Linked DNA regions of Homo sapiens: all the other regions are linked to region 1. Evidence: chromatin contacts called from ENCODE Hi-C or POLR2A ChIA-PET data. All regions are on one chromosome and are shown on one strand. The core of a region is the stretch at or near the end of the contact, and the rest is flanking DNA. Distances in the headings are between cores, read along the strand shown.

Region 1 (3,220 bases), core at 597-3,096:
AACTCAACTTTATGAATTTTTGATGAAACTTTTTCTAAAGTGAAATACATGCTCTATTTTTATACAAAATTTAGTAAGTACCATATAACCTTTTCTTGAAAAGAGTCATCACCAGTAAAATCAATTGCTATATTGTGTTGTAAACACAGTAATGTTCTTTCTACACAGATGTCTGCAAACTATGGCCTGCAGGATGTTCTTGTAAGGCTTGGGAGGTAAGAATGGTTTTTACATTTAAAAAATGTTGTTAAAAAAAAATGTGACCTTGACCACATACGGCTTGCAAAGCCTAAAATATTTACTATCTGGCCCTTTACAGAAAAGTTTACTTACTCTTGCTCTAGAAAAAGATGTACAGGCCTCTTCAACAAATGTCTCCAACTAGATTCAATTTTATGCTCTGTCACCAAAGGAAAGTATTTTTATCTTGGCACAGTGTCTGACAGAATAGTTCTAATATTTGTGGAAAAATAAAGGTCATTGGTATTTAAAATTCTTTTGTTGCTTCTTCTCGTTACACAGTCTCCTACTCATCCTCAAGTTTTCGTCAGTCACTATAACTGCCTCTAGCAGTCTCTTCTCTAACTCCCACCTTTCTAATCTCAGTGGAAATTTGGTAACACAGCTTATAAATATTTTAAGGTAAGGTTAAATTGGTTACATGAAGACCCTAGACCTATTTTCTGAGTAGAATACAGGTGGTTTGGTGCAGCAATTTGGTGACTTATTTTGATTGTCCCAAAGCCTTTTTGTTTAGTTCCACGTTCTCTATTACCCTTTGGAAAAGCAACATTTCAGGACGAATGAGGTGTTACTGTAGCATACCTGATCATTTTTATAACACAAAGTAGCATTACAACTGAAAAGATATTCATCAAAAGACTGAACTGCAGTAATTGGAGTGGTAGGATTTTCTTGGAATATCTGAATTTATTACTAATTTTACAGTGAACATACATTACTTTTGTAATCAGAAAAGCTACCTTAATTTAAAAAAAAGAAAAATCAGAAGGATCTGTCTACTCAATCTTACTGACCTAACTCAACAATTTTCATTTGGCATATTTTCTATCATAATTTGATCATCGTTTTCAGAGGTTGTAAATACTGTGTTTATGTTTTTATTTTGATTCATACTTGGCTTGCTGAAAAATACGCTGTAAATATAAAATACTGCAGTAATGCCGACAATCAACATGGTGAAAGGTGACAGTCTTTTTGATTTCTGCTCAACTCATTATTTTATACAATAAGCTCAGACGAATAATACCCAATTTGGATAATGTTACGCTTGACAAAACACTTTACTTCATTTAGTCCTCACAACAACCCTGTGAGGTAGGCACATTCTCGGAGGTAAAATGACGTGGGCAAAGTTCCCTGGCTCGTTTGGGGAAAGGCTCAGCAGCCGGGCCAAGAAAGGTCTTTGGGGGCGCAAGTCTTTGGAGGGCAGGTCTTTGGGGAGCGCTTTGAGTAATATTAGAGCTTTCACTAAACCCTGGCCTATTACGTCCCCTCCCCTGAGATTTACCTTTATATACTCAAGTTCTTTCATGCCAGGAAGGTAGGCTGAAGGCTTCGAAAACCTGCAGCTCATACCCAAAGCTAGCACTGTCTATCCCTGGAGACCCAGCGCCCAAAAGCTCCACTGGGCGCATAGCGCACGGCACGCCTCCTCCCCCGAGCCGCAGACTGAGTAACTGGCCCCGGACTAACCTGACCAGGTCGGTCATGCAGGAGCCCACCACTACCACCGCCGCCACCTCCTCTTGCCACTGCCTCTGGGGTTCCCCAGACGCCGCCATCGCTCAAAGGTGCTGCTGTCCAACCTGGACGGTGACCTCTGCCCTTTGCCCGACCCCGTAACCAGAGACGCCACTCCTGCCCTCCCTAACGACGCGGGCCTTTCAGACGCCTACGCGGGTCGCCCACCTGACTGCCCGAAATCACCCCGCCCACCAAGTGTCCCCTCTTCTTCCTGGAATAGTCTCGGTGCACAGCCTCACGTAACAGGGCCCTCCTGATATGGCGAGACTCCGCGCTCCTCGTCACTCACGGGGCAGGCGCTGAGGAAGGAACTGTCAGGCACCGCGGGGACGCCTTTCCGAGCGCCCGGCTCGGCGCGGCGCGGGGGCGCGCACGCCGCCCAGCTTCGGGGCCGCAGAGGGGGCGGGGCGGGACGTCCGGGGAGTGCGCACGCATCCTGCCCGCGGCGCGCGCGCAGGTCGGTGCGTCTGTCGGGGGCGCGCTCGGGTACCTGTACCCCACGTAGTCGCCGGTTACCGATCGGACTAAGTTCCAGGTACCTGGACTGGGGCTGGTGCGGGGAGGTTGGATCCCGAGTCGCACAGGTGGCGTGGAGAACTGTGGTTTAAATATGGCCAGGGGACTCGCCTCCTCTTCCTATGGAGAAGGCCCCCGTTCCAAAGATGCCCTTCTCATCCCCATCACGCTGATTCCCTCAAGAACGAGCCCCCAAGGCCAGAGGCGTCTCTTTCTCCATATCTGGCCCATCCCCTGGTTCCTGTAAACCCCGAGTATTAGTTCCTTGTTGCCTGATGAGGGGAATCATACAGTTTGGAAGAGGGGAGAGTGTCCCTTTTTAAGACGTCCCCTAGAGTGGGGTGGTCATTCTTCGGGTCTGAGCTAACTTGTTTTTCTCGAATGTTGCCCCTTGGGGGAAATTGCTTCCCCAGTGTAACTTCCCTCGTGCGCTGTATGACGTCGACGTGACGCAGCAGGATGCCACCCCTTTCCGTTCCATGACGTCAGCAGGGCACATGTTTCCGTGTTTGTCATCTCATTTTAATTGCAAGAACCTGGATGGTGCTTTAGACGTCTTTGTAATCCCCAGGCCTCTCATCAAAGGACCTTTTGTAACTTTATTTTGGGGTAGCAGACCCTTGCAAAAATTGTAATTTTGCATTTTCCTTTTGCAATACGTCAAAATCAGGAAATACAAATTGCAGTAGTAGTATTCAGGGGACTCTGACCACCGTAAATATTTGTATATCTGGGGTGTATTATAGTGCTGCCATGCGTAAGAGTTACTACCGGTGGTGACTCCCTGTCCATGTACCCGGTTCACTGCACCAAAGGACCAGTGTTTTTGGCTAAGTGACTTCTGATTTTGGAGTCATTGTGTTCCACTCCCCACCCCCCGCCCTTTTTTTTTAGAGAAGTCACACCTCCTCATGGTTGAAATAGATTTTAATACTGC
Region 2 (2,912 bases), core at 380-2,879, 1.1 Mb before region 1:
CCTCCTTCTCCTTCCCCTTCTCTTTTTTTTTTTTTTTTTTTTTTGAGACAGAGTCTCACTCTTGTCGCCTAGGCTGGAGTGCCGTGGCATGATTTCGGCTCACTGCAACCTCCGCCTTTCAGGTTCAAGCAACTCTGCCTCAGCCTCCTGAGTAGCTGGGATTACAGGCGTGAGCCACAGCACCTGGCAAATTTTTATATTTTTAGTAGAGACGGGGTATCGCCATGTTGGCCATGCTGGTCTTGAACTCCTGACCTCGGGTGATCTGCCTGCCTCGGCCTCCCAGAGTGCTGGGTTTACAGGCGTGAGCCACCACGCTCGGCAAGATGGAGTTTCGCCATGTTGGCCAGGTTGGACTCGAACTCGAACTCAGTGGTTCCGAACAACTTGGCCTCCCAAAGCGCTGGGATTACAGGCATGAACCACCGCACCCCAGCCCAGCATTTGTCCCTTGGTGGACTGCTTTATTTCACTTAGCATAACGTCCTCAAGGTTCATCTATGTTGCAGCAGGTGTCAGAATTCCCTTCCTTTTAAAGGCTGAATAACATTGTGGTATACACCCCATTTTGTTTATCCGTTCATCTGTTGGTGTGTATTCAGGCTGTTTCTGCCTTCGGGCTGTTGTGAAGAATGCCGCTATCAACATGGGTGTGAGAATATCTGTTCAAGTCCCTGGCTATATTTAAATTCTTTTGGATATTTAGCCAGAAGTGGAATTACTGGATCATCTGGTAATTCTATTTTTGATTTTTTGAGGAACCACCAATACTATTTTTCACAGCAGCCGCAGCATTTTACACTCCCACCAGCAATGCACAAGGGTTCCATGAAATCACTAATTTTATAACATTTTTCCTGATTACATGTTCACTGTAGAACATTTAGAAAATGCAAGAAATAAAATTTAGAAAATTAAAATTCCCCTTATTCTACATACCGGGACATGACTTGAATTTTTATTATCCCCAACAAAGGGAAGAGAGCATTTTTTTGGGACGATTGCGTTGCTATAGTGCCGAGGCCTGCCCTGCCCGGACCTTATTCTCAAAGCCCCGCCGATCCCGCCGTCCCCGCGACCCCAAGCGTCAGCAAAGTTTATGCAGTTGAACTGGATTCTGAGTATATCTGTGGATAGTTCCTGGGAGAGTCGCAGATACGACACGGGGTTGTCACATTCTCTATGGGTCTGTTTCCTCATCTTTAAAAGCCATCTCTGCGTTGCTAAGGCAAAGCATAAAATGTTTGAGGAAAGCGACTTTTCTAGAAAGCACGTTCTACAAACACACCATCCACGTTCCAAACTGAGCTTCGGTGTTTTGACTGGAGGGCACCTGAGGACGTCAGTACGGTCCCGCAAAGACCAGCAACCAGATTGGCAAGCAGGGGGCAGGAGAATTTCCCGCCCCATCTCTTTAGTTGTCTATTGGTTGATTTTACCATCAGTCTCCCCTGTCCTCCTATCATCGCCGCTATATTTGTGTCTCGGTGCATACTCTCATTGGCCCTACCTGCAGTCGCTCTACGTAAGGGGCGTTCCAGAGTCAGCCACTGGGAGTCGCTGGATTCGGGTTTTAAAAAACGCCGGCCGTGAAGTGGGCGGAGCGAGCGATTTGAACGCGAGCGGCGCGGACTTCTGCCAAGCACCGGCTCATGTGAGGCTCGCGGCACAGCGTTCTCTGGGCTCCCCAGAAGCCAGCCTTTCGCTCCCGGACCCGGCAGCCCGAGCAGGAGCCGTGGGACCGGGCGCCAGCACCCTCTGCGGCGTGTCATGGGCCCGCGCCGCCGGAGCCGAAAGCCCGAGGCCCCGAGGAGGCGCAGCCCGAGCCCGACCCCGACCCCCGGCCCCTCCCGGCGGGGCCCCTCCTTAGGTAACCGGCCGCGGCCCCATCTCGAAGAGGAGAAAACCGAGGCTCGCAGGCGGAGCCCGGATCTCCCGAGTCCCGATCCCGTGGCACTTCCCTGTTGGGGGACAACGCGGTTCCGCCGTCCGGCATCCGCTCCGGGCACGGGCGGTGCCAGCCCTGCGAGGGGCTGGAGCAGGCGGTTCCGAAAGCGGGAAGGGACCGGCTTAGCCACTTGGCTCCTAACGCCGTCTTCTTGTTAGGACTAGTGGTTACCCAGCGCCCACCGCCCACCGCCAACCAGGCATTGCCTCCCACTGTTCGTGCGTTATCTCAGCTTCATATTGTGCCCATTTTACAGCTAATGAGAAAGCCGAGGCACAGGCCAGAGAGCTTGAGCAGAGTCACACAACTTGGTGTTCTGGCGGACACGGGATTTCCAATCCTCTGTGTTTGTGCATTTTTAAATTGCAAAAGTATTGACTGCTTTCGGTGACGATTTCAAACAGGAGTCCTCTTAGGAGGTGTCTTTCAGGGGTTTTTTTTCCCTTCCGGGAGAGGCTGTTAGGCCTTGAACCGAGGCCCTCTGCGCTGCTCACTCTGTTGCCTTCCAGAGCTTGTGTCCGGGAAAAGGGGCCGAAGTCTGTGTCTTAATTGTCTATGGTGGGCTGGTGGATGGGAGACCCAACGGCAGGAGGAGGCAGATGCCTGTATGGTACATGGTGGCAACAGCTGCTTTACTTATCTCTTAACTCTTGCTACGTAGCTATGAGGAAGATGGGAAGTGTATTGTAGTTTATTTGTTTCATTGCTTTTTGTAGAGACTGGGTCTCCCTGTGTTACCCAGGCTGGTCTCAAACTCCTGGCCTCAAGTGATCCTCCTGCCTGGGCCTCCCAAAGTGCTGGGATTGCAGGCATGAGCCACTGTGCCTACAGGCTTTTTTGGGTTTTTTGTTTTGTTTTGGAGACGGAGTCAGGCTTTGTCGCCCAGGCTGGAGTGCAGTGGCGCGATCTCCGCTCACGGCAAGCTCCGCCTCCTGGGTTCACGCCCTTCTCCTGCCTCAGCCTC
Region 3 (3,127 bases), core at 171-2,670, 1.1 Mb before region 1:
GGCTGAGGCAGAGAACTGATTGAATCCGGGAGGTGGAGGTTGCAGTGAGCCGAGATCGCACCACTGCACTCCAGCCTGGGCGACAGAGCAAGACTCCGTCTCAAAAAAAAACAAAAATCTCTATTAACATAGATAGATATTTTTCCCGTTTCCTGCCCCACCCTCTCCCCTCCTCCCGGCTTTGAGTTGTCCTACCTTTCTGGACCAAACCAATGTATTTCTTAAATGTATTTGATTGATGTCTCGTGTCTTTCTAAAATGCTGCGCCCCGACCACTTTGGGCACATGTTCTCAGGACCTCCTGAGGGCTGTGTCACGGGCCATGGTCACAAATATTTGGCTCAGAATAAATCCCTTCAAATATTTTAGAGTGTGACTCTTCGTCAACACCCTCTTCAAACAAACCTAGGGATGGTCTTTCTGCCTGGATGCCTCAGCTGCGACCAGAAAGTCCACAAAGGAGCAGTGAAGCAGGGCTTGGTGCAGAGGCCATGCGGAAGGCACGGATTTTTGGAGACTGGAGAACCCAAGCGCAAATCCCTACCCCACTGCTCACCAGCAGGTTCTTAAGCAAATCACTCTGCTTCGCTGAATTTACTGTCCTCAGCTATAAAATGGTGTCCTCGGCAACTGGAGCTAGATGCCTTCGCCACTTTGCTGAAAGATATGAACTGTGCCCAAGGTGGGCGGTATCAGATAGGAGCCCCGAAGTGGAAACGTCCAGCGTGGGAATCTCCTCTCTACAGGGTCCCCAAGGAACTCCCGGCAGGCCCACTTCAGGGCTCCTTTCTGACACCGCCCAGCTCAACCTCTCAAAACGATTCACAAAATGCTGTAATAGCCACGATGCACCCTCACTGCACTGTCCCATCCGCCCCTTTTACAAATAGGAAGACCCAAAGATAAAAATAAGAAACCAAGGCCAGGCGCGGTGGTTCACGCCTGTAATCCCAATACTTTGGGATGCGGAGGAGGGCGGATCACCTGAGGTCGGGAGTTCGAGACCAGCCTGGCCAACATGGTGAAGCCCTGTCTCTACTAAAAATACAAAAAATTAGCCGGGCGTGGTGAAGGGCGCCTGTAATCCGAGCTACTCGGGAGGCTGAAGCAGGAGAATCGCTTGAACCCAGGAGGCGGATATTGCAGTGAGCCGAGATCATGCCATTGCACTCCAGCCTGGGCGACAGAGTGAGACTCCTTCTCAAAAAAATAGAAAAAAGAAACCCAAAAAGGCGGGGGAGAGTGAGGAAGAAAAGAAAAAAAAAACTGGAAGGCCTGGGCCGTGATTTGCCAGGGCCACGGCGTGGCCACCAAAGCGCTCCAGGACGACTCGGCAGAGCGCGGGCACCGTGGCTCAGGCGCGCTCCCCGGGGGCGGGGCGAGCAGGAGGGGTCACGTGACGCCCGGCCCGGAAGCGCTCGCGCAGGAGACCCCGGGTGACGGGGCCCGGCGCCGCTAACTGGAGCGAACCCCAGCGTCCGCCGACATGGCCTGGACCAAGTACCAGCTGTTCCTGGCCGGGCTCATGCTTGTTACCGGCTCCATCAACACGCTCTCGGCAAAGTGAGTCTGGGCCCTGCCGGGCGTGCGGGCCCTGGCGACCCCGGCGCTCGTTCTACGCCTTCCCCCTTCTTGGCCCTGCCCTCCTGGCTTCCCCTGCTTTCCCACTTGCTCCGGTCAGTTCGCGCGCGTTATGACCACCCAAGGGATGCGAGGCCCGGGGAAATGCGGAGCGGGGCTGCGCCCCGGACGGGGGGATCCGAGCCCCGGCTTTGATTTGCTGTACAGCCTCCGCTCCTGTTTCCACGTCTTTTAACAGGAGGGTTGGCCGATTCCTTTCCACGGCCCTTCCAGTGCTGGCGTCCAAGCCTGAGCACCTCCCTCCACGAGCTGGGAGAGACCCCTGGACTTGTGCACATGAGCCGCAGTAGTGGCTGTGCAGGCCGAGTGACCCAGTGAGCGTGGAGGCCTCAAGCGGCAGACAGGGAGGTGCCCCACGGCCCCTCAAGGATGAGGGGTTAGAGCTGTGCTTTGAAGCTTAGGTGGGATTTCGGAATGTGTCTGAGACTGTAAGTCAAGGAAAGTCTACGGAAAGGCCAGATCAAAGTCGATTGTAACCAGCATCAAATGCCCAGGTTAGATTTTCTCTCATAATCAGAAAAGTGCTTTTGAGCTGGGGAATGACATGTTGAAAGTGATATGATTGACTCAATGACATGAGGAGTGGTTTGGTGCAGGAAAAACCACTCCAAGGCTGCTGCATAGCAGATGAGGGGAACTAGGAGGTGGCAGTGAGAAGAGAAAGGAAGGGACAACTGGTGGCAGAGACCAGGTGTGAATGGCCACAGGCCTGACCCACATGAGCAAGAAACAAGGATCACTCCAGGGTTTCTGCCTGGGAGAAGAAAAGTGCCATTAACTCAGACAGAGAGGGCAAGTGGCCAGTTCAGCTCTGATGTATGGGGGTGAGAGGGGGGACAGTTCCCAGGAGGTTAGGGACTAAGGACCCAGGCAGTCATGAGACTGAGGGACAGGGCCTAGCCTCCCCTCTGTTGTGGGCAGGATGGCATTTCTTTGTCTCTCTCTGTCTCCATCTCAGGGCAGGGCCTTCCTGCCCCTCCTTTTCTTGTTGCCCAGGCTGGAGTGCAATGGCACGATCCCATGTATAAGGTACCTACGGTGTGTAAGGGAAGGGGACAGAAGTGACCAAGAGGCGATCTCTGCCTTTGAGATGCTTGGAATCTGAGGTGGAGGAGACAGACGTGTACGCACACGACAGTCACAGTGTTCTCCCTTCCCCAAACGGTGGGCACAGTCAGTGGAGTCCTGGGTGGGCCCCACCTGTTCCTCTGGTTCACCTCTGGCCAACTGTGCCTTGTGGAGAACTACTAGCTTCCCAGGCCCTGCATCCTCCTGAGGATCACTCCTCATGCTGAATCCTTAGCTGTTCAGAGGCCCCAGCCTGAGGGCTCCCATCTCAGGATCTGAACACAGCAAAGCAAGTCTTCTGTTCTGTCATGCCAGCCAGGGCCTCTGTCAAGTGCTTAGAGAGCGGTTGTAAGTCCACCAGGGCTGCTGCCCACAAGGAGAATCCAGATTGCCAGTTACTGCTGGGGTAAACTGTGCT
Region 4 (3,379 bases), core at 238-2,737, 1.2 Mb after region 1:
GAAGAGGGTATGATGAAAGCAGGGAAAGGGAGGTGGACTCTTCAGAGGGAGGAGGAAGTATCCGTGTCACATTATCTCTGAGAGCACTCGCAGATGCTGAGCCTGCAGAGACAGAGAAACTGGCAGCTGACCAGGGTCAGGGATGGTCATGTATTCAAATATTGTGGGTTTTAGTCAAGTGTGCTCCACCCGATTCAACAATGTGATGTGACTGCTCCTAGCAACTATTTTGATATGGTGAATGTTGTTAAGCATAGGACCTAAGAAGAGGTGGCAGTCTCTTTCCTCTCCGCACTTGGCAGGCCACCCACTCATTCCTGATAATCACATTTAAGAGAGCTCTGGACAAGCTGGAATGCATCCAAGAGAATCCCTCAACATGCTGGTGAGTGGGATTGTGACCAGGTCATATCAGGAGTAGCCTAAGGGACAGGTAATGTGTGTCTTGGATGAATTGGAGTCAGACTTAAGAGTCCCCAGGGCAGAAACAAAATCCAGTGAGGGAGAGATGCAGGGAGCTGGATTTTAGCTCCTAAGGTAGAAAATTTCCAAAAGGCTGATCAAAGATTAAATGGCTGCCTTAAAAGGTAATGAGTTCCTTGTTAGTGGAGGTGTTCAACCACTGCTTGGTGGGAAGACACTGTAAGGAGGATTCAGGCAAGTGGGAAGGGGGCTTTTTCCAGTCCCTGAAATCAATGATTCTAACAGGAAAAGATGCTCCGGGGTGCGGTGAGCGCTTACCTCTGCTCTTGCAGAGACACTGACAGACGTTCATTCAACATCTGTTCCTGCCAGGCACTGTGCGCGCTGAACACAGAAGTACAGCCTCTATGAAGCAGCCGCTGTAGGCCTCAGAGACAGCTGATAGATGTAACACTGTTGTCTCCATGTTTCAAACTTCGGTCATGGTCTTACTAGGTCTCCTCATTAAGGGGACTCACTATGTGTCCAGTAACGCTTTCTTGTTACCAGATGACAGAGAGTCAGGCTGTCAGAGTTCACGACTTTAGGTGCACAGTTTCACCCTGTCTGGTCCTTGGGAGACGGAGAAGGGGTCAGGAGAAAACGTGGGTGAAGAGGCAGCAAAGCCGCAGGAGATATGAACTAATTGCTCAACGTGGGTGTAGCACGGATTAGGCCTTTTACAGCAAGCGCTGCCAGCAGGGAACTGGTGGATGTACTCTTGACCACGCTCGGCTGGACTCTGGGGAGCCCAAGACGGGTAAGACTAGGTCCCCGGCCCCAGCAGCTGGTGGGGGCGCCGCAGGTTAGAGACGTGAGGCCGCGAGGCTGAGGGCTGTGAAGGCGGTGGGCACGCACGGCGTGCCGGGGCCGCCTGGCTTCGCGGCGGGGGAGGTAACACTGCGACACCCCGCAGACGCTGTCAGCCGGGGTCGCGGCCCCGCGTGCGCCCGATCATCTGACTGCTGGGGAGTGCGGGGGCGCGGGAGCCAGGCGAGCCAGCGCAGGCGCGCGCTGCCTCCTCCGTCCCCACCGAGTCCCCAGCGCGTGCGCGGGGCCGTGGCCGAGGCCTGCGCGCCGCCCGGCCGCCTGCACTGCGCGCGCGCCCACCCCGCGTGGGAGGCAGCGGGAGGGGCCCGGAGAGGTGTGGAGCGGCGCGGCGGGAGGCTCCGTGGGCGGCCACGGGAGACAGCGCCGGCGGGAGCGCGCCTCTCGGCCTTTCCTCCGCGCCCCCGCGTCCCCAGCCGGCCGCTCCGAGAGGACCCGGAGGAGGCAGGTGGGCCGGGGGCGCGCGGGGCCCCCCCGGGCCGCGGGCTGGCCGGCGGCGGGGTTGGGGCCGGGGTGGGCGGCCCTGGGGGCCCGCGGGGAGGTCAGTGGCCCCGGGAGGGTCGCGCAGAGGCGCTGGGGGCTGTGGAAGCCCCGCGGCCGCCTCCCGTGGGCACCGGTGTCGCTGGCCGCGGGGAGGCCTTCTCGGGGCGGAGCGGCCCACCCGGCGGGGATGGGGACTCCTCGTGGCGGCCGCTGACGGACGGCCCAACTTTAGGTTGAGGGGCGCGGGGTGTGCGGGACCCGGCGGCGGAGCTGGGCTCTGGGCCACGACCGCCAGCCGCGGCTGCCCCGAGAGTCCCCGCACGCGCAGTGGCTTTCCAACGCGGCCTCTTCCCATTTCTCACTTGACTCCCCTTGCGCATTAAATTGTCGAGAAACCTTTGGCCAGTGGGTCTTCAAAGCTAAACCAAATGGCTGTCCTTGCAGTCCTTGGCTACCTGAGATCCCTTAATTCTGAACCATCCGCACCTGGGAGGGGAAGTTGAAAGGAGCGCTGGAGCTGAGCCCGCATCCTTAAGGATCCCATTCACTGCTTATGATGGTAGAGCTTTGAATTAGATGTCAGGCTGTTCACGTCATCCAGACTCTGGTTTTCAGCTCTGTGCTGAGACAGTGTTTTGATACGTATCAGAGGATGATGTTCCTATGGGACAATAACTTGCTGTATGTTCTGAGATACTAGACTGCGTTCATATTGTAGCACCATCATCGTATAAAACGGGCGCCTTTGAAAGGTTTCAGTAAACACCTTCCTCAGGAACATCCGCCAGCACTTAAATTGTACTTCACTTTCACTTTGACGTTTGTTGTTTGTGAATCTTGTGCACAATTTAAAGTGAGTCGTCTAAACAGCACAGGATCACGTGGTGCGGGGCATTGAGCAACTGGGGAGGAAAGCAGAGACTTGAACCTGCTGGAGTCTAGTTGGTCTGCGTTTTTATGTTGGAGAACCATCCTGGTTCCAGCTTATTTTGCTTTCGTAAATATGATGCATTTTTTAAATGCTTTCATTTGATACGGTCTATCTGGACTGTAAGATTGAGTCTAGCCATGCATGGAATGTGTTTACTTCTGTTTTGTAGAAGATTTAGCCCATGGTATTCTATTTGTAGGATTCATTTCAGACATTTTGTGTTTACCACATACAGTCCCACCAGCAAGGGCTTTTAAAAAAGTGACCTATGTTGTCTCTCATAGCTTATGACAACTCCAATTTTGACACGTGTTTGAAACTAGTGATCTTTAGATTATATAAAATCAACTTCACTCTTTCTCCCTGTTCAAACCTCAAACTCTGGTTACTTTTAGGCTTACTGCTCCCTTGTTAATTATTTATAATGAACTATGGAGCTATAGGCTTGCTTTAGTGTGTTAACCTTTATTTGTGTCTTGTTTCAGGCATTTGTATATTGTTTTCTCATCTGGAGAGTGAGCTGCACTGTTTTCCTTCAGTGCTGTTTAGAAGAGCTTTCGGAGACCAGAAACATGTTCTTTTTGCATTACCCAATATGGTAGCACTAGCCACATATAGCTTTTGACCACTTGAATGGGGCTAGAGCAGTGGAAGCACTGAAATTTTAATATTTTT
Region 5 (2,910 bases), core at 74-2,573, 1.9 Mb before region 1:
CGCGGGGGCTAACGCCTGTAATCCCAGCACTTTGGGAGGCCGGGGCGGGCGGGTCACCTGTCAGGTGTTCGACACCAGCCTGACTAACAGGGTGAAACCCCGTCTCTACTAAATACAAAAAATTAGCCGGGCGTGGTAGCACATGCCTGTAATCCCAGCTACTTGGGAGGCCGAGGCAGGAGAATCACTTGAACCCAGGTGGTGGAGGTTGCAGTGAGCAGAGATTGTGCCATTGCACTCTAGCCTGGGCAACAAGAGCGAAACTCCATCTCAAAAAAAAAAAAAAAAAGAAAGAAAAGAAAAAAAGAAAAAGAAAATGCGAGGAAACGAGCGAAACTCCATCTCAAAAAAAAAAAAAAAAAAAAGAAAGAAAAGAAAAAAAGAAAAAGAAAATGCGAGGAAGCAGGCTGTGTCGGACTGGGAGTAGGCTTGACCACCTTTCAATTTTCAACCCAGTGGTACGACGCTGGCGGCAGGCAGAGGCCCCACCTCCTCTGCAGAGCGCTCTCGGGTTCTCCCGGATTCCTGAAGGACGGCAAAGGCCTGAAGCAGGTTCTCTGAGCACCGCACAGAACCCTCCACTTCGCAGGGAGGTTCTTCCTGCGCCCAGGTGTTCCTCAACCTTCCTCTCCTCGCCCAGGAAGAGGTTGTGAGGATTACCTCATCCCAACCCGAGCGGCGTGGCCAGCTTTTCCATCTCAAACTCTTGCTCTTGAAGTCAATCCGGATGGAGCGCTCATGTTTCCCCGTCAGGGCTGGCCCTGGAGAGGGGGCACGCCGGGAGGCGTCTCGTTCTAGCAAAGAGGCTATTAAATGACCCAGGGCGCGGCTTTTTCTCGCGTTTACGAGCTCCACCTACACGGGAACACATGGCCACCCAAGCCCGTCGCTGCGCCAAGACCTCCAGCTCAACACACCCGACAAGCGCTGTGCAGAGAAACCGCAGCGCAGTCCAGCGGGAGACCCCGGGAGGGGAAGGAGGTGCTGGGCTCTGTAAGGGTGTCCCGGGGAGCGGGGAGCGGGAGGCGGGAGGCGGGGGTCGGAGGGGGGGCGCTGCGCCTGCGCAGTCGCTAGGTAGCGTCTCCCCCGGGGCGTGCTCGTAACGCCGCGCACCCTATCAGGCGGCCACAGGGAGCGCGCCCGCGGCCTCGCCCTTTCTCGCCCCTCCCTTCTCCCCTCTGGGTCCAGCCTCAGACTGAGGCTTGGAGACAGGAGCATTCCACTCGCCACTTCGGCGCGCCCCCATGCCCTCTTGTGCGCGTGCGCAGAGGCGGACCGCAAGGCTAGGGCGTGAGGGAAGGGCGGGCGTACGCCCTTGCGTGCGTCTCAGGCAGCGCGCACGCCGGCGTGAGAGGGCACGGGGAAAAGGTGGCTCTGGCCGGGGTGGCTCGGTTTCCTGGGGCTATGTAACTGAGCTCGTCGACTTAGGGGTCCTTCTTCGCTGCCCTCGCCGCGTGCTAGCAGGGAGTTTCCGCTCGGGAGAGAGACTGTCCTCACGCCCGCTGCGCCTCCTCGACGGCAGAGCAGGCTTGCTCGCCCGTGGGAGCGTCCCGGCCGAGAAGCCCTGAGGGGGGAGGGGAGGCCATTTTGTCCCGACCGACTCCCCGGAACCGGGCGGACGGGCTGGGAGAGGCTGCGGAGCCGCGGTCGCCGCCCTCGGAGGCACTGGACGCCGCCACTGTCGGGGCTTCCTCAAAGCTGTTCGTAGGTCGCCCGCGCCGTCTCGAGCCTTTTTCCCACGCTTCCCCGGTCCTCCGGCCTGAGAACGCCCGAGTGAGGAGTTGGCCGTAGTGAGAGGGACCGATCCCTTGGGGCCGCCGGCGGCGAGAGCCCGAGCCGCTCCTCCCAATGGCGAAGAAGACGTACGACCTGCTTTTCAAGCTGCTCCTGATCGGGGATTCCGGAGTGGGGAAGACCTGCGTCCTTTTTCGTTTTTCGGATGATGCCTTCAATACTACCTTTATTTCCACCATAGGTAAGACCTGTGGGAGGACGGTGTACGGTCTCGGTAGCTGCATACCGTTTATTTTACTCCAGACATCTTGCTTCCCGTAATATACGCCTTTGTTTCAGTGATTCCGATTCCAAACGACACATCCAAGTTACTGTTTGAATCGGCATCGAGCTTACTGGGGCGGGGTCTTCCCATGATTTCCATCCGGTCTTTTGCTTTCGAGTCTCCCACTATGCTCAGTGCCTTCTGTTACAAAATATGCATCATTTAACCATGTTCCAGAACCTTATTTCTTCAGGCGACTGGACTGGCTTTTTCCACATTTGCGTGGAATTAGTAGATGTGTGATATTTTTAAGGTATTTATTTCAGTGGTTGCGATTGAAGCAGTACTAGCTATTTGGGAAAGGCCTGAATTTATACTTTGGGGCAAAGAAAAGATTCCATATGGTGATAACTTAGAGTAAACTTGAGGGTTTCTGAGAAGAATAATTAAGGTAAATTAGAAGGGAAGAGTGAGTTGCCCTCATTCACTAATCCATTGATGTGTCAAACAATCGGAGGCTCTTCGCGCTTGGGGTGGGACTCTGGCATATTTGCCTCAGTGCTTTTCGAGACATCAACAGAAGCAGTAATCTGAGGGAGATGATCAGTTTCTGTCCTCAAACCCAACGGAGTGAAGTCAAGCTCTCTCTTCTATTTTATTTGACTCTAGTATTTACAGGAAAGTATTTTGCCAGTCATAGCCCTATGGACTTATAATGCACTTTCACCATGTTTCAGAATTACTTAGTGTGGAAGTAAGAGCTAAAGAGTGACCTTTTTAATCGAATTTCCCGTTTAGGAAAGGAAAAGGGAAGGCTCTAGGAAAGTCCCTTTTGAATCTGGTTAGAAAATTTAAGTGGCATTGACGCTAATTGTGCTATATTAATTGTGAAACCCATCCGCTCCGCAATA
Region 6 (3,361 bases), core at 829-3,328, 1.5 Mb before region 1:
TAGTTCTAGCTACTTGGGAGACGGAAGCAAGATCACCTGAGCCAGGGGAGGTCGAGGCTGCAGTGAGCCGTGATCACGTCACTGCATTCCAGCCTGGGTGAGTCAGTCCCTGTCTCAGGGGGCGGGGAGAAGCTTATTATCTACCATATACCAGGTATAAGATTATCTATTACTTTCTAAGAATCATGCTTTAGGAGGGGAGATTAGACATGTAGTAATAATACTGTGTTTGGCATATCTCGGGTCCCCAATAAATAGTTGTTAAACGAATGAACATAAAAGTATCTCAAAATAATCGCCCTTATTTCAGAGACCCAGAGAGACTGAAAGGCTCCCTGAAGTAGTGGTTTCCCATAACACAGAACTCATTTCATGTTGGGTCGATCATTTCCGAGCTTCGTAACTAAGTGACTCTGGGCAGGCTGCCTAATCTGAAAAAGGGGATAATGCCTTTCACTTCAGTGTTGTTATGGGGTTGATAATGTATGTGAAGTTCTCCCCACAGAAGGCGCTCAATAAAAAGCAGCAACTATTATAAAATTTTATTAGTAGATACTCACTAGCCATTGATCTAGTGTTTTTTGTTTGTTTGTTTGTTTTACAATTAACTGGGCTCCAGTTATGTAAAACACCTCTTGCAAACGCATTTAAGGACTCGTCGAGACTGAGAGATCACTGCTTTTATCTGGTCGGGAGACACCAGCAATCTTAATTTGGAACGGTTTGATAGAGCGGAGTGCGATGAGGCGGTCCAAGGTTCCTAAGCAACATAGACCTGAGGGGCTTGTCTCCAATGTCCTTTCACCTGTCTTTCAAGTCCCTCTGCTGACCGCACAAAGACTCCCGTGGCCCCGGCAGCAGCTCGGCCTTCTCTACATCTAACCACGTTTACTAAATTTCTACGGCACGCAGCGCACCGCACCAGGAGCTGGGAGCGGCTCGCGGTACAGACCTCCTTCCTCTTTTACTTCGCTGCAGCGGGAGAACTAAGTCCTCTTACCTGAGGCACTGCTGAACTGGTTCGCAAGCAGTCACTCTACCCCCAAGACTAAAACGGTATACCCCAGATCACCACGCAAGTGCGGATACCACAGAAATCCCACCTTCCCCCGGGACCGGGAGCAAAGCCCGCTGGGAAATTGACCTTTCACCCCCTCTCTTGCCTTACCTCAGCTCACCAATTTTGACGCTAGCAAATGAAGCGACGAAGAGAGCTGGAAGGCGGGACTTAGTGTTGCCTGATCCACGCCGATTGGACAACAGCAGTGTCGGGGGACGGGCCGCTCGAGCGGGCTAGCAACCCCCCCTCGATGGGCGGGGAGAAGCGTGGGCTGCGCTTGCGCACTGAGAGGCGGCCGAAGGGGCCGAGGCGGCTACGCGTGCGCGGTGGGCGGAGCGCGGCTCTCCTACCTTCTCGGGCAGCCCAGTCTTTGCCATCCTTGCCCAGCCGGTGTGGTGCTTGTGTGTCACAGCCTTGTAGCCGGGAGTCGCTGCCGAGTGGGCGCTCAGTTTTCGGGTCGTCATGGCTGGCTACGAATACGTGAGCCCGGAGCAGCTGGCTGGCTTTGATAAGTACAAGGTACCGCGGGCCGGCGGATGCCCCTCTCCCTGCTCCCGGCCTCGCCCAGGCGGCTGAGGGGCCCGCGCGGCGCGGTCCGTGTCACCTTGTGCCGCGTGGCTCCGGGCGGGCTGGCGGGCGTTCCTCCGGAGGTCCTGCGGGTCCTGGGGATTGGGGGTCGGGGAGCGTGGGAGCATCCTAAGCCCGCCGCCCGTAGTCGGCACCCCCCGGGAGATTTCCTTTTCCTTAGGAGAGCGCTCAGTGATCATGGAGCGAGGGAATTCCCTTCCTATTTTTTTTAAACTTATTATTTTCGTAAGCCCCCGAAAGGATGGAGTTCCTTCTGTTGTGTCAATCGCCTTCATTTTAGTGAAGTTTCCACTCGCCTGTCATGCATACAACTTCGGAGGAGGAGATGATCGTTTGGCAGATGAGGCCCGGGAGGGGAGCGACTTGCCGATGCCATCCTGCTGATGTCTCCACTTCTGCTCCCGGCAGGGACTTCCTAAGCGGCAGCTTGTGGCGCTAGGGCCACCAGATGAAAGGGAGGTGCACAGGAAGGAGCTGTGGAGTGGAAAGAGCGCGGGCTTTCGAGCACATACAAACCTGATTACAAAAGTCAGATTTCTTTATTTCGTCTTGGGCACGTCATTTTAACCCCGCTCAGCCTCTCTTTTGTGTATGAAACTGAAAGTAATAGCTTCTGCTGTGCAAAATGATTAGAGGAATTTGTGAAGCGCTTGGCAACATACTAGGACCCCAGTAAATAAATGCGGGTGGTTAACTTTCCTCCAAATCTGGTTCCCATCCGCAGTTCCTTTACCAATGAATGACTCTAACCATCCAGTCGACCAAGCCTGAAATATGGGCTTTAACCCTTCATCCTTGTTGTTACCCGTTCATCTTCACATCTTAGCTTAAATATTGCTTCCTCAAAGAAGCCCTCCCTACGTGCCCCTTTCCCCCTTAAATGTGCGCTCTGTTCGTTTATGGAATTGCTGCTTTAGCGTGTCTCGCCATTAGAATATAATGCCCAACTCATTAGAGTTTTCTTGTGGACCATCATGGCTTAAGCACAGTGCTATGTGCATACTAGGCACCCAGTAAGCATTTGTGGAATGAATGAATAACTGAAAAAGTCATAATGGATTTTGTTTAACTCGAGTTAAAAAAAAAAAAAGCAAGGGTCCTTAGAAGGTCACATAGCATGTTTCTCTGCTTTCAAGCCGTATTGTGCCATACCATTCTGAACCGAGGTGATGACTTGTCTTAACATTTTAAGTGGAAAGAGGGTCCAGAGCCTTCTTGGTAACTCGGGCCAGTGCTTTTCAACTTTCATTTTAGAAGGCTGTTAACCCAGATACCTCCTGTTTTGCCTTAAGCTCTACTCCCCTTTTGTTGTCTGTTCTGCAGGGTAAATATTGACATATAAAACATTTTCTTCCTTACTAGGGTCTGACTTTCTAAGTGCCAATAAAATAGCTATTTCAATGGGAGCAGTGTTTATAATAGGAAATCTCCTTTTTCTTATAAAGAATCTTCCCTAGATTTATATTTTCAACTAAATAAGTGTCTTAATTTACTAGAAGTTTCGTGTAATTTTCTGTTCTGATCTTTCCCCCTTTTTTATTATATAAGTTCCTGTATCTGACAGCAGATGACTTCCTATCATCCTGGAAAACAAAGGTCGATTTAGCAAGCGTCCAATGTTCACTAAAATAGTTTGTTGATATCATTTTAGTTATAATGAGGCTTCCTTGGGGAAAAAAAAGCACACATTTATAACCTAAATATTCTTCTATT

The links. A loop is a pair of places that touch in the nucleus more often than their neighbours do. ChIA-PET counts read pairs that join two places held with the same protein, here RNA polymerase II (POLR2A). Pooled maps may share reads with other maps.
Region 2: a map of B cell shows a loop between it and region 1 (8-fold over the local background). The contact joins the promoter of CENPA here to the promoter of RBKS in region 1. A Hi-C loop is called at or near these places in 2 of 168 maps with a recorded cell type or tissue (B cell and CD4-positive, alpha-beta T cell), 1 of 37 single-sample maps with no recorded cell type and 6 of 50 pooled maps.
Region 3: a loop to region 1 is called in a map of CD4-positive, alpha-beta T cell, with 5 times the contacts of the local background. The contact joins the promoter of SLC35F6 here to the promoter of RBKS in region 1. A Hi-C loop is called at or near these places in 2 of 168 maps with a recorded cell type or tissue (CD4-positive, alpha-beta T cell and naive thymus-derived CD4-positive, alpha-beta T cell) and 6 of 50 pooled maps.
Region 4: a map of CD8-positive, alpha-beta T cell shows a loop between it and region 1 (21-fold over the local background). The contact joins the promoter of CLIP4 here to the promoter of RBKS in region 1. A Hi-C loop is called at or near these places in 3 of 168 maps with a recorded cell type or tissue (CD8-positive, alpha-beta T cell and naive thymus-derived CD4-positive, alpha-beta T cell), 2 of 37 single-sample maps with no recorded cell type and 10 of 50 pooled maps. POLR2A ChIA-PET finds 5 or more read pairs at or near these places in 1 of 52 experiments (naive thymus-derived CD8-positive, alpha-beta T cell).
Region 5: a loop to region 1 is called in a map of CD4-positive, alpha-beta T cell, with 19 times the contacts of the local background. The contact joins the promoter of RAB10 here to the promoter of RBKS in region 1. A Hi-C loop is called at or near these places in 2 of 168 maps with a recorded cell type or tissue (CD4-positive, alpha-beta T cell and OCI-LY7), 1 of 37 single-sample maps with no recorded cell type and 7 of 50 pooled maps.
Region 6: a map of CD4-positive, alpha-beta memory T cell shows a loop between it and region 1 (14-fold over the local background). The contact joins the promoter of ADGRF3 here to the promoter of RBKS in region 1. A Hi-C loop is called at or near these places in 1 of 168 maps with a recorded cell type or tissue (CD4-positive, alpha-beta memory T cell), 1 of 37 single-sample maps with no recorded cell type and 7 of 50 pooled maps.

The regions. Positions count from the first base shown.
Region 1 is chr2:27,888,541-27,891,760 of GRCh38, forward strand. RBKS (ribokinase) reads right to left here and starts at 1,847. Exons shown (of 8, transcript NM_022128.3): 1 at 1,717-1,847. The coding sequence starts at 1,805. It overlaps BABAM2 (BRISC and BRCA1 A complex member 2), which reads left to right and starts at 2,189. Exons shown (of 12, transcript NM_199191.3): 1 at 2,189-2,302. BABAM2-AS1 (BABAM2 antisense RNA 1) reads right to left here and starts at 2,574. Exons shown (of 1, transcript NR_028308.1): 1 at 916-2,574. RefSeq lists a silencer at 2,035-2,314.
Region 2 is chr2:26,784,427-26,787,338 of GRCh38, forward strand. It overlaps CENPA (centromere protein A), which reads left to right and starts at 1,630. Exons shown (of 5, transcript NM_001809.4): 1 at 1,630-1,870. The coding sequence starts at 1,771. RefSeq lists enhancers at 31-800, 1,062-1,161, 2,252-2,301, 2,362-2,411 and a silencer at 1,812-1,921.
Region 3 is chr2:26,762,864-26,765,990 of GRCh38, forward strand. It overlaps SLC35F6 (solute carrier family 35 member F6), which reads left to right and starts at 1,421. Exons shown (of 6, transcript NM_017877.4): 1 at 1,421-1,563. The coding sequence starts at 1,487. RefSeq lists an enhancer at 1,078-1,277 and a silencer at 1,288-1,597.
Region 4 is chr2:29,113,928-29,117,306 of GRCh38, forward strand. CLIP4 (CAP-Gly domain containing linker protein family member 4) reads left to right here and starts at 1,488. Exons shown (of 16, transcript NM_024692.6): 1 at 1,488-1,738. LOC105374386 (a long non-coding RNA gene) reads right to left here and starts at 817. Exons shown (of 3, transcript XR_007086265.1): 1 at 742-817. RefSeq lists silencers at 1,349-1,708, 1,899-2,138.
Region 5 is chr2:26,032,761-26,035,670 of GRCh38, forward strand. RAB10 (RAB10, member RAS oncogene family) reads left to right here and starts at 1,324. Exons shown (of 6, transcript NM_016131.5): 1 at 1,324-1,975. The coding sequence starts at 1,849. LOC124907743 (a long non-coding RNA gene) reads right to left here and starts at 989. Exons shown (of 2, transcript XR_007086249.1): 1 at 918-989. RefSeq lists a silencer at 990-1,219 and an enhancer at 1,530-1,579.
Region 6 is chr2:26,344,711-26,348,071 of GRCh38, forward strand. ADGRF3 (adhesion G protein-coupled receptor F3) reads right to left here and starts at 2,079. Exons shown (of 14, transcript NM_001321971.2): 1 at 1,411-2,079. The coding sequence starts at 1,524. It overlaps SELENOI (selenoprotein I), which reads left to right and starts at 1,433. Exons shown (of 10, transcript NM_033505.4): 1 at 1,433-1,579. The coding sequence starts at 1,523. RefSeq lists enhancers at 898-1,037, 1,358-2,125, 2,238-2,337 and silencers at 1,248-1,477, 1,528-1,587, 1,648-1,697.